2 separate regions of the Homo sapiens genome follow, and region 2 is linked to region 1. The links are chromatin contacts, found by Hi-C or POLR2A ChIA-PET in ENCODE. All regions are on one chromosome and are shown on one strand. The core of a region is the stretch at or near the end of the contact, and the rest is flanking DNA. Distances in the headings are between cores, read along the strand shown.

Region 1 (5,261 bases), core at 1,919-4,418:
AACTAATTTTACTTGCTTATTTGTCCATATAAACTTGAGTGCTGACTTGTCTAGGGTGTGTTACAAGGTGGGGAGAAGGAGGCAGGAGAGCAGATGAACCTGTTGGCATCTTAAATTGTTCCTAAACAAAGTTCTTCACCACCAGACAGTCTAATTTGCTCCTCAGAGCCCTTAAAACCAGGAAGTGTTGCTAGCTCCATTGTCAGAGACCCAAGATCAGAGAGATGAGAATGTTTCTCAAATGTGGCCGCTCTCTGTAGTCAGCTGCGGAGCTTAGAACAATTACTCCTACCTGGTATCAGAAGTTGGGATGCAGCTGAAGCAGGATTCAGAGGGAAATTCATAGTACCAAATGCTTGTTAGAAGAGAGGAAAGATCTGAAATTGATCACTGAAGCTCCCATCTTAAGGAAGTAGAAAAGGAGCACAAAATAAACCCAAAGCAAGCAGAGGAAGGAATAACAGAGACACGGACACAGTGCTGGCCACCTGCTGTGTGGCCTTGGGCAAGTCCCTTTTCTGGGCCTCAGTGTCCACAATGACTTTGTCCTAAACCTGTTGTTCTCTACCTGCATGGCCTGGAACCCCAGGCTTCCAGAGAAACCAGGAGTCGGGGGGACAGCCCAGGGGTAGGGGTCAGGCTGCCTCATCCTCAGGAGCCTGCCCCACACTGTCCATGGCAGGGGAGGTGGTGGGGGTTGGAGGTGGTATGGACTGTGTCCTCCAGCACCAGGCCTGCACCTGTGGAAGAGCCCCTGACTGCCCCAGCTCTGCCCCACCTTCAGGGGCACCCCAGCTTTTGTCTTTTCTCCCTGAGGCCTCTCCCTCACCGGCAGCTCAGGCCATGCCGGCTGGAGCCACACACATGCCACTGATCAGGTACAGAGAGTCTTCCCCGCTTGCCTCACCCCTGCTTTCATTAACAGGACTGGACCCCGAAGCAGCAGTTAACACCCACCCGCGGTGCCCCCTTCCCCCCGGCTTATTTCCTGCACACGCTACCCCCTCAGAGGGCTGCTCTGCACTCCCCACACAGACTTGAGGAAACAGGAATTCCTCACATTTGAGTCTCACAAAGGAATGATGCTCTCAGGCCCCAGGATGGGCGAGACTGCTTCTGTCTGAGACAGGGATCCTGTTTCCTGGAAAGGAGGCCTGTTGCAGTGTTTACCAATGACACAGTCCCATCCCTTGAGTTACAGGGCACAGCCAGATGGATACGAAGCCATCCTGTCCCTCCAAGTGTGCACTCTAATTATCTAGTCTTTGTTTTGTGGACAGAGAAGCAGGCTCAGGAAGGCGACATGGCTTCCCTCGGTGGCAGAGGAGGCAGGCAGGTGGCAGCGCTGGGGCTGGTGCCCACCGTGTCTCCTCTGGCAAGGGCTCAGCTGAGCCTTGTTGGTGCCACTGTGGGACAGGTACACTGTGCGGGTGGGGAGAGTCCTGGGCAGACAGGACCAACACAGTCCCCTTCACCTGGAGCTCCTGGGCTAGAAGTAACAAGTCCAGTCATGACACAAGGGACAGGTGCTGGGTGGGGGCTTGGCAGGAGAGCCAAGTCCCCTAATGGGGTCACACAGCGGCTTTCTCGGGGTAGCCTGGAGTTGCTCACCATCGCCCACGCCTGCGTCGGAACTCAACTCAGAATTCTGGGTCAGAAGTCTTCTTGGCTCAGAGGATGAGAGGCGCCTTCAGAGCCCAAGAAAGGTTGCCCTCGTGCGGAGGGTTCCAGCACTTCCCCGCAGTCGAGGGTGGGAGCCACTCCTGAGCAGCCTGGCAGTGGGGGTGCTTTCCTTTGCAGACCTCAACCAAAGCCAGTGCCTGCTCCGCACCCCACCCCCAATAATGCTCACACACCATGTTCTCCCACTTCAATTTCATGTGGCTGTGGAAGGAGAGAGAGAGACAGGGATTGGGAGAGGGAGGACGTCACATGAACGAATCGAATGAGCTGTTCACACTATTCTTTGGAAAGAACGATGGATAAAAAACCTGCAAAGCCAGTCAATCACGCATTTATTTTTCTAAGGGCGGGGGGCGGTGGAGTGGTGGGATGGAGAGAACTTTCCTGAAAGGATTTGGCCTTGAAACATGAAGTCAAACAACTGGATTTGGCAGGCTGACAGCTCCCGAGCCCCGCCAGCCCGAAGAACTGCCAGCCTGGCGGCCAGGGCGCGCTGAGACATAATGAACTCATTCAGAGCCGAGCGGGGCTGGAGGACGGGGCTGCACGCAGGGGGCCTTCCAACCAGAGGGGCTGCGGCACCAGGGACCCTGCAGGCCTGAACGAGAGCCGACCTCACCCCCAGAGATGCGGGAAAGGCGGGTCCGTCCGGGGATAGACAAGAAAGGGTCTTGCTCGAGTCTCTAACACACAAGGAAGTCCCAGAGAACAGGAGTGAAGGAGGCCGATCTCAGATGGGTGATGAAAGCTGGGGCCGGGTGAGCTCTGCACACTGGGACCTGTGCACTGAGCCTGACCCCTGCTCTCGTGTCAACAGTCCTGCTCCTCCCGGCTCATTCTGCTGAGCCCCATGGCCACCTCCAGGACCTTCTCCTGGGTGGAATCCTGCCGTGGGTCTGCGAGATTGTGAACTACATCTAAGCAACTCCATGGCTGAGCCCATGCCAGCTTTTTAAAGCCAAGTTTTCATTTTCACAGAGAGGCCTTTGCCTTCCAGGTGGCTCAGAAGCCTGAATGATAACAGGGCTCCATCCAGCAGTGGAAGCTTTTGTGGTTGGAACAGATAAGGAATTAGGACCTGCGGTGCACACTGCAAGTGAGACAGAGGTCCCATGTATCAGGCTGCGAGCACGGCCACCGCCAAGGAGGTGCTATAAGCTCTGAGATGCCTTATGCAGGAAAAGGCTCCTGACATTTCTGCACGGACTGTCCCCAAGGCTGCCTGTAAACCTTGCAGCAGCAGGAACAGGTTCTGCTTGAGTCCCGGCAGAAGCATTGGTCCTTGAAGGTGACAGGCCTCCTTTCTCTGGGATGGTTCAAGGGAGGGGCACCATGAGATCATCTCGGAGCCCTCACAGCCGCGCTGCTGGGGAAAGCCTTGATTTATGGGCGCTCCACCAGGGCTATAAATAACCGCGCTGCACCGGCTGTGGCTGGTCAAGAAACTGACGTCTGGTTTTCCCTAACCTTTGCCCTTCCTTCCTCATTCCCAGGGCACTGTGCAACATGTGTGGAGGGTGGGCCAGTGCCCTCTCCAGGACCCCCTGGACCTGACTGTCAGAGGAGGGAGGGGACAAGGGAGGCCTTGGGGTAGGGCATGTCTCCCTTGGAAGGCAGTGTTGGGGGAGCAGTGTCCTCTGCAAGCTGCTGTCACCTCAGATTCTGAGGAGCCAGGATCCATCAATATGGATATTTTTTGCAGACATTTGTAAAAACCTCAGATTCTGAGGAGCCAGGATCCATCAATATGGATATTTTTTGCAGACATCTGTAAAAACTTGTATTGATTTCAAAATGAAAAAGCTGGGCCGGGCACTGTGGCTCACGCCTGTAATCCCAGCACTTTGGGCGGGCGGATCACTTGGGGTCAGGAGTTCAAGACTAGTCTGGTCAACATGGCGAAATTCCATCTCTACTAAAAATACAAAAATTAGCCGGGCATGGTGGCAGATGCCTGTAATCTCAGCTACTCAGGAGGCTGAGGCAGGAGAATCACTTGAACTGGAGAATGCAGTGAGCCAAGATTGTGCCACTGCACTCCAGCCTGGGCAACAGAGCAAGACTCAGTCTTAAAAAAAAAAAGAAGAGAAAAAAGTAAAAGCATAAGTGGCTGCTCCAGAAAGCAGTGCTTCTGGCCAGCTGGACCCAGGGCACCTTGGAGGGCAGCAGAGGTGGCAAGGCTGAGGGACGCGTGTTGTGCCTGTGGCCACCTCTGGGCCTGACACATGAAGCCCCCGGGCCTCAGCAAGTGTCTGTTCAGTGGGTCACGTTTTCTCAAACTTCTGCTCTCTGTACAGAACACCTGTGAATGTGGCCTGCCTGGAGAGGGGCAGTGGCAGTGGGGCTGTCCGTCAAAGCTGGTGGCCAGTGGAGGTGGGCAATGCCAGGGTGAGGCTGTGTTTATCACGGCCTTCAGCCCCAGCTCCACCGGGTGGGTCTGGGGTCCCCATCCTTACAGAGGCCGGCAGCCCTGTCCCCCAACCTGCATTCAGCACTCGGCCAGGGCCTCCACGTCCTCATCTGTGGGAGGCACGGGAGCTCCACTGCCACCCCTGAGACAGCCCAGCAAGCATTTCTTAGCCTTTTTCTTTTAAACTCAGGGTGGGTTTTTTTGGTTTTTTTTTTTTTTTTTTTTTTTTTTTAGATGGAGTCTGGCTGTGTCTCCCAGGCTGGAGTGCAGTGGCATGATCTTGGCTCACTGCAATCTCCACCTCCTAGGTTCCAGCGATTCTCCTGCCTCAGCCTCCCGAGTGGCTGGGATTACAGGAGTGTGCCACCATGCCTGGCTAATTTTTGTGTTTTTAGTAGAGACGGGGTTTCCCCGTGTTAGTCAGGCTGGCTCAAACTCTCGACCTCAGGTGATCCGCCCGTCTCGGCCTCCCAAAGTGCTGGGATTACAGACGTGAGCCACTGCGCCTGCCTCAGGGTGGATTTGGGCCACATTTGAAAATAAACAAGCAAAGACCATGAAGGTAGAAGTGGAGGGGACATGGCTTCCCCAGAGGAAATCAGCCATGGTAGGAATATTTACACCACAGAAAGTGGAGGCCGGGCGCGGTGGCTTATGCTTGCAATCCCAGCACTTTGGGAGGCTGAGGCGGGCGGATCACTTGAGGCCAGGAGTTCGAGACCAGCCTGGCCAACATGGCCAAACCCCATCTCTACTGAAAATACAAAAATAATTAGCCGGGTGTGGTGGCAGGTGCCTGTAATCCCAGCTACTCGGGAGGCTGAGGCAGGAGAATCGCTGGAACCCGGGAGACGGAGGTTTTACAATGAGTGAAGATTGTGCCGTTGCACTCTAGCCTGGGTGACGAGAGCAAAACACTGTCTCAAAAAAAAAAAAAAAAAAAAAAGTAGCAAGCACTACAAATTAGGGCTTCCCCCACACCAGCCAGAAGGGGTTGTTTGTTACCTTTAAAATCCCCCAAGTTCATCTCAGTTAAAAAAAAATCCATGAGATGATTTCTATGCACACATATATAAATAATTCTGTGTTCACAGGTCCATGGCAAGGCAATTTTCAAGACAATGACAATAAAACCTAATTACTCTTAATCCAGGGAAGGTCTGTTTAA
Region 2 (5,261 bases), core at 990-3,489, 130 kb before region 1:
TTTACATTTTATGACTTAAAAAAAAATTATTTTCGAAGCTAGGACCTCACTTTATTGCCCAGGCTGGAGGCAGTGGTGTGATCATGGCTGACTGCAGCCTTGGCTTGCCTAAGTGATTCTCTTGCTTCCGCCTCCTGAGTATCTGGGGCTGCAGGCACATGCCACCATGCCTGGCTAATTTATTTTTTGTCAAGACGAGGTCTCACTATATTGCCTAGGCTGGTATTATTATTATTTTTAAGTCTGAGAACATATCTATGCCACCTCCCTTGGGTCTGCTCCTGATCGAGGTGGCCAGTGTTGGTGGTTTGTTTGTTTTTTTTTTTTTTTTTAGATGAAGTCTCTCTTTTGTCACCCAGGCTGGAGTGCAATGGCGCGATCTCGGCTCACTGCAACCTCCACCTCCCAGGTTCAAGCAATTCTCCTGCCTCAGCCTCCCAAGTAGCTGGGATTACAGGCGCCCGCCACCACACCCTGCTAATTTTTGTATTTTTAGTAGAGACAGGGTTTCACCATATTGGCCAGGCTGGTCTCGAACTCCTTACCTCAGGTGATCTGCCTGCCTTGGCCTCCCAAAGTGCTGGGATTACAGGCGTGAGCCACTGTGCCCGGCCGTGTTGGTTTTTTGATGTGTAACTTTTCCTTCTCCTGCACATTTTTGAACTCCATCCAGATGACACTGGGGAAGAACCCCTTTCCACAGCGAGGTGAAGGCCAGTCCACATTTGGTTTGGGAGGTGCATGGAGGAGTGCTCAGAGGCCTGGCTTTAGAGTTTTGCTGCTGACTTAGTGAATGAGCTTCCTGAGAGCAAGGGAAGTACAACCAAGCCTGGTTCAGATGGCTCCACTAGGGGGACAGTGACAGCTATAGCCGCAGCTGGTGTACTTGGCAGTCTTTCAAGCATTTTGGGGTGTGCTGCGGACAAACAATAGAATGAATCTTTGTTTCTGGAGCCTGGGCCATTTCTAACGAGGAAGATGATTACTCATTTTTGGAAGTTGGGTTAACTCTTCCAGAGTCTTTTGACTCTCGCTTAGATCTGTAACGAAAAGCCGAGAAGAGTTCACCTTGGCATCCCAAGGTGTTTGCTTTAAAGCCGGGTGACTCTGGTTGGCTGTGTCATTTCCTCTTTAACACCCCTCCACCCAGGTCTTTGCCCTAAGTCAGGAGGCCTGATTGTCATATCCAGAGTGCTTAGAAGGAAGTGGGGCAAGTGTTTGCAAATGAGGTGCCCCTTTCTTCTCCTGTTCCCCCACCCCCATGGCATGCCAAAAAATAAAGAAGGAGCTCAAGACCCGTTGAGCAGCTGTTCCTCCAAACTTCTTAGATTAATTCCGTGGCCAGTTCTAAGTAATTTAAAGCCAAATGCCTGGACTTAGCTTTGAATTAGGACTTCATGAAGCCTTTCTTCGTCTTCTTCCTTCTTTCTTCTTCTTCTTTTTTTTTATTTTTTTTGTGAGACAGGATCTTTCTCTGTCACTTAAGCTGTAGTGAAGTGTTGCTATCATAGCTCACTGCAGCCTTGACCTTCCTGGCTCCCTACTCAGCCTCCTGTGTAGCTGGGACCACAGGTGTATGCCACCATACCTGGCTATTTTTTAAATTTTTTATAGAGATGGGGATTTCTCCATGTTGCCCAGCTGGTCTTGAACTCTTGGGCTCAAGCATTTCACCTGCGTCAGCCTGCCCAAGTGCAGGGATTATAGGCGTGAGCCACTGCGCCTGGCGGTGAAGCCCTTCTTTGCAGAAATCTCTTTCTCTGCCTTAAGAGGCAAGAATCTGGTGCTATTTTGATCTGTGAATAGACAGATGGCTGTTGTTACACATGCAGCGGCTCCCCCGCCATTGTGCTGTGGCTGGTGGTGGGAGTAGTCTTACTAGAATTTATCCTGCCCTCCAGAACCCTCCCCTGCAGTAGGAGTCAGGTAGATAGCTTTGGCTGTTTGACCTGAGAGGTGCCACAGAGCTCGGGTATACTTGTCATGTGACAGACCCGCCTGGCAGCTTAGAGTCCCTCCAGTTTTGTTTTGGCAGATGATGGCATTCTCGAATGTGTGGTGGAGCTTGCAGCGCGATGTGGGGGTAGAAGGGAGAAGGCGGAAGGCTTACCATGTGATTGATGAGCCTGTCTGATTAATTTCTACAACAGACCCTGTAGGTTGGTAGATATGACTCAGTCAGATCAGGAAGGGGGAAGTCCTGAAGTGTGAGCTGAGGTTAGGATGTGACCTCTGATGAGTGGGTGGCACATGGGCAACCTGGTGCCTCTCGTGCCTATAGCAGTTCTTACAGAGCTTGTTGGGACCTTCTTGCATCACCTGTCATGTCCCAGTGTGATATAGTCTTAGACCGGTGTGTTGGGGCTACCAGCCTGCAGGCCTCCTAGATAAAGAGATCACTGCCCTCGCAGCTGTGTTCCAAGGCCCAGCTGCTGAGAGATTACCTTCCCTCTGTGCAGTGTCTTTGGGGGTTCTGTGAGAGCTGTAGACACCAACAGGAATGCTTCTCCCTGCCTGCTGAGTGACTGGAGCTGCACCGGTAGGAAAGCTGTGTCTGTAGCCTGGGCTGGGGGTGGATTGTCCTGCAGGAGAGGGAGAGTCCGAGAGCTCATAAACATTTTGTAAAGGAAAAGGAGATTCTTGTCCTGAGAGTTGTCCTAGAAGATGAAGATGTCAAAACTGGTCACTGGCTAACTTCCTGGCTCTCCAAGAAACTCCTCTAAATCAGGTTGTTGTTAGCGTCACTGAAAGACACCAAGATGCCCCTGTATGCATAAGGATTGAGCTTGGAAAATGCAATCACGCATACATCCCCATCCTCACCCCATGGATATGTAAGAGAGGGGCAGGTTCTGCAACACCACCTCCCCGCTACCTCGGTCCCACCCATTGGAAGAGTCCCTGTGGCCTGCTCCGACTCTGCTTTATGGGAGGTCATAGCCAGGGCACTTTGATGGCAGCAAGTAAGGATTTGGCCTTTGCCTTTGTCCAGTTTCCTGGGACCTTGAACTGCAGGTCAGGTCTGAGTAGGACTGGAAAGGCCAGCATAGCAGTTGTTCCAGGACAGGCATCATCAGCTTACTGTCCTTTCTTATAGTTCATTCAGTACCTTCAAATCTATTGATTTTCATGCTCTCTCCAGAGTTGCCATTTGCCTGTGACACGTGAGGAAACTGAGGCCCAGAGAGTCATAAAGACCTGGCTGAAGCCACACAGCTGATACGTGACTACAGTTAGAGTCTCACTAGTCAGAAACGGAGCTTATCTGGCCCAGCATCCTATTTGACTCATGAGGGAACTGAGGCTCCGAGGAGGGAAATAACTTGGCAAACTGGGCAGAGCCAGTAAGTGGCACTGTCAAGCCCAGAGCCCCCATCCCCTAAGTCCTGCTTGATCCACCTAGGCCACACAGCCTTTTGTTTGGGTCTTTCCATTTTTGTTTTTAAATCTTTTTTTTCCACCCCTCTTCTGTTGGTTTTTAGTCATGGTTTGAGTAAATTCAGTATACTTATAAATAGGTCCGACTGAAGAACAGGTCATGGTTGTCTTAGGCTAAGTGGCTTAACATGATAGTAGATTATCTTTGGGGCCCGCTGCGGTCCCCTCATTGTCCTCTGGTTCTCTTCCCATTCTTTCCCTTCCCCCGGTTTGGAGCAGAAGGCGGCATCTAGCTCTGTGGCCACTCGGTAAGTGTGAGTTCTCCTCTCTCCGTGCCTCTTGTCCCTCGTCTCCTTCCTTTTGAGTGTGTCAAGCAGCTTCCAGTCTATAGCAAGCTCTTCTTTCATAGTGTTTGTGGGTTAAAAGGACATGAGCGGTCGTGAGAATTATGGGAGTGCCTATAGGAAGCTCGTCCATCAGTTATTTTTCATTGATAAATGGACTCTTGACAAGTCATGCATGCAGTTGGCTTCAGTTTCAAGAAACAACATGGGCTGTCTCATTCCCATGTTGAGATTTGTTTTGGCTTTTTGGATCCCAGCACTTTTATGTCCCTGAATAATGTCATTCCTCCCCCTCCTCTTGAAATGTTATTTGCTTTAAAAAGCAGAAAATCCCTACAACATTGAAAAGTCCAGGAGAACAGAGTTCCGATTTGGTTCAGCAGCTCAGTTTACTGTTTTGTCTTGTTTTGTTTTTCCCCCTTCCATTAAGGAGACACATAGGCGAGCCTGGGCCACTTTGTTCAGCCAGGGGCCCAGGTCAAGTCTCTTTCAAGCTGTGTAGTGTGACTCCCAGTCCTTCCCCAAGTGTGGCCTTCGGTGGCCTTTGATTACCTGAAGGACTAGATCAGGGAATATGTTTTAGCCCCAGTTACTGAAGAAAGCACCTCTGAGGACACACCTTCCTGTGGAGGGAGGGATGAGGAAGGGGTGAGTATGCCCTCTCTGTCTAAGGACAGCAGGTGCTTCATGCGTACAGCCAGCCACTCTCACTTGCCCTGCTGAATGTCCACCAGCCCAGTTGCAGGAGCAAGGTGCTTGGAGGACTCAAAAACATATTCTTGGCCCCTAGAAGCTAATGCTGTAGCTGTGAAGACGAGATGCTTTTATCCAATTTATGAGCATTTAATAAGGGCCTATGCCCTGCTAGGAATTGTGCCTACCTAGGGATTTCAGTGTTTCTAGGGATATTTTTGTAGTGCCCCCACCTACAGGGCGTTACCTCCTTAACTTATAGCTGAGGCGGGCAGCACAAGGGTAACGTCTTACATGTTACAAAGGCAGAAAGCTGAGCAAAGTTGCAGAGCTTAGCCAGGGCCCTGCAGCTCCTCTGGGACTGAGCTGGGCTGAGCGTGGACTCAAGTTCAGTGCTCTTGCTGTGATACTGACTTAGCAGATAGACATCAGTCAGGTTGCTGCCGTGGGCAGGCTCTGTGCTGAGGCCACAGGATGACTGAGGGAGGGCAACACCTAGGCTGCACACGTGGAGGGGGGGCTCCCCACAAACAACCTGGAAATGAACTTTGAGAGAAGGACAGGGTGGCAGTGGGGGAGGCATAGGCAGGAGGCACAGGACCTGAGGAGATAGGGACAGATGGATACAGGTTCCAGCTGGGGTTGCAAGAAGCCATTGTGACTCCCTGCAGGCCCAGGAGCACCCTGAGCTTCCTGGAAGACACTTCACCCTCTGCAGGTTACCCACCATGTCTGCACATCCATGCAGTTAAGGAGGGAAAGTGATGGCTTCCTGTCCCGCTTCTACCCTCTCCAAGATACTCGTCATCTGCCCATTTTTCTTGCTTACAGTGGAACCCCTAATAC

What was found. A loop is a pair of places that touch in the nucleus more often than their neighbours do. ChIA-PET counts read pairs that join two places held with the same protein, here RNA polymerase II (POLR2A). Pooled maps may share reads with other maps.
Region 2: a map of K562 shows a loop between it and region 1 (7-fold over the local background). The contact joins two enhancer-like sites. A Hi-C loop is called at or near these places in 1 of 168 maps with a recorded cell type or tissue (K562) and 2 of 50 pooled maps. POLR2A ChIA-PET finds 5 or more read pairs at or near these places in 2 of 52 experiments (CD8-positive, alpha-beta T cell and activated CD4-positive, alpha-beta T cell).

What each region holds. Positions count from the first base shown.
Region 1 is chr10:124,586,803-124,592,063 of GRCh38, reverse strand. The region is part of intron 6 of LHPP (phospholysine phosphohistidine inorganic pyrophosphate phosphatase); the gene reads right to left. Among named protein-coding and RNA genes, the nearest start is that of FAM53B-AS1, 110 kb to the left of the region's middle. Within about 2 kb of position 3,168, at least 15 of the 41 ENCODE cell types and tissues checked have a DNase peak (open chromatin) inside an H3K27ac peak, as active enhancers do.
Region 2 is chr10:124,715,234-124,720,494 of GRCh38, reverse strand. All of the region lies in intron 1 of FAM53B (family with sequence similarity 53 member B), which reads left to right. Among named protein-coding and RNA genes, the nearest start is that of FAM53B-AS1, 14 kb to the right of the region's middle. Within about 2 kb of position 2,239, at least 33 of the 41 ENCODE cell types and tissues checked have a DNase peak (open chromatin) inside an H3K27ac peak, as active enhancers do.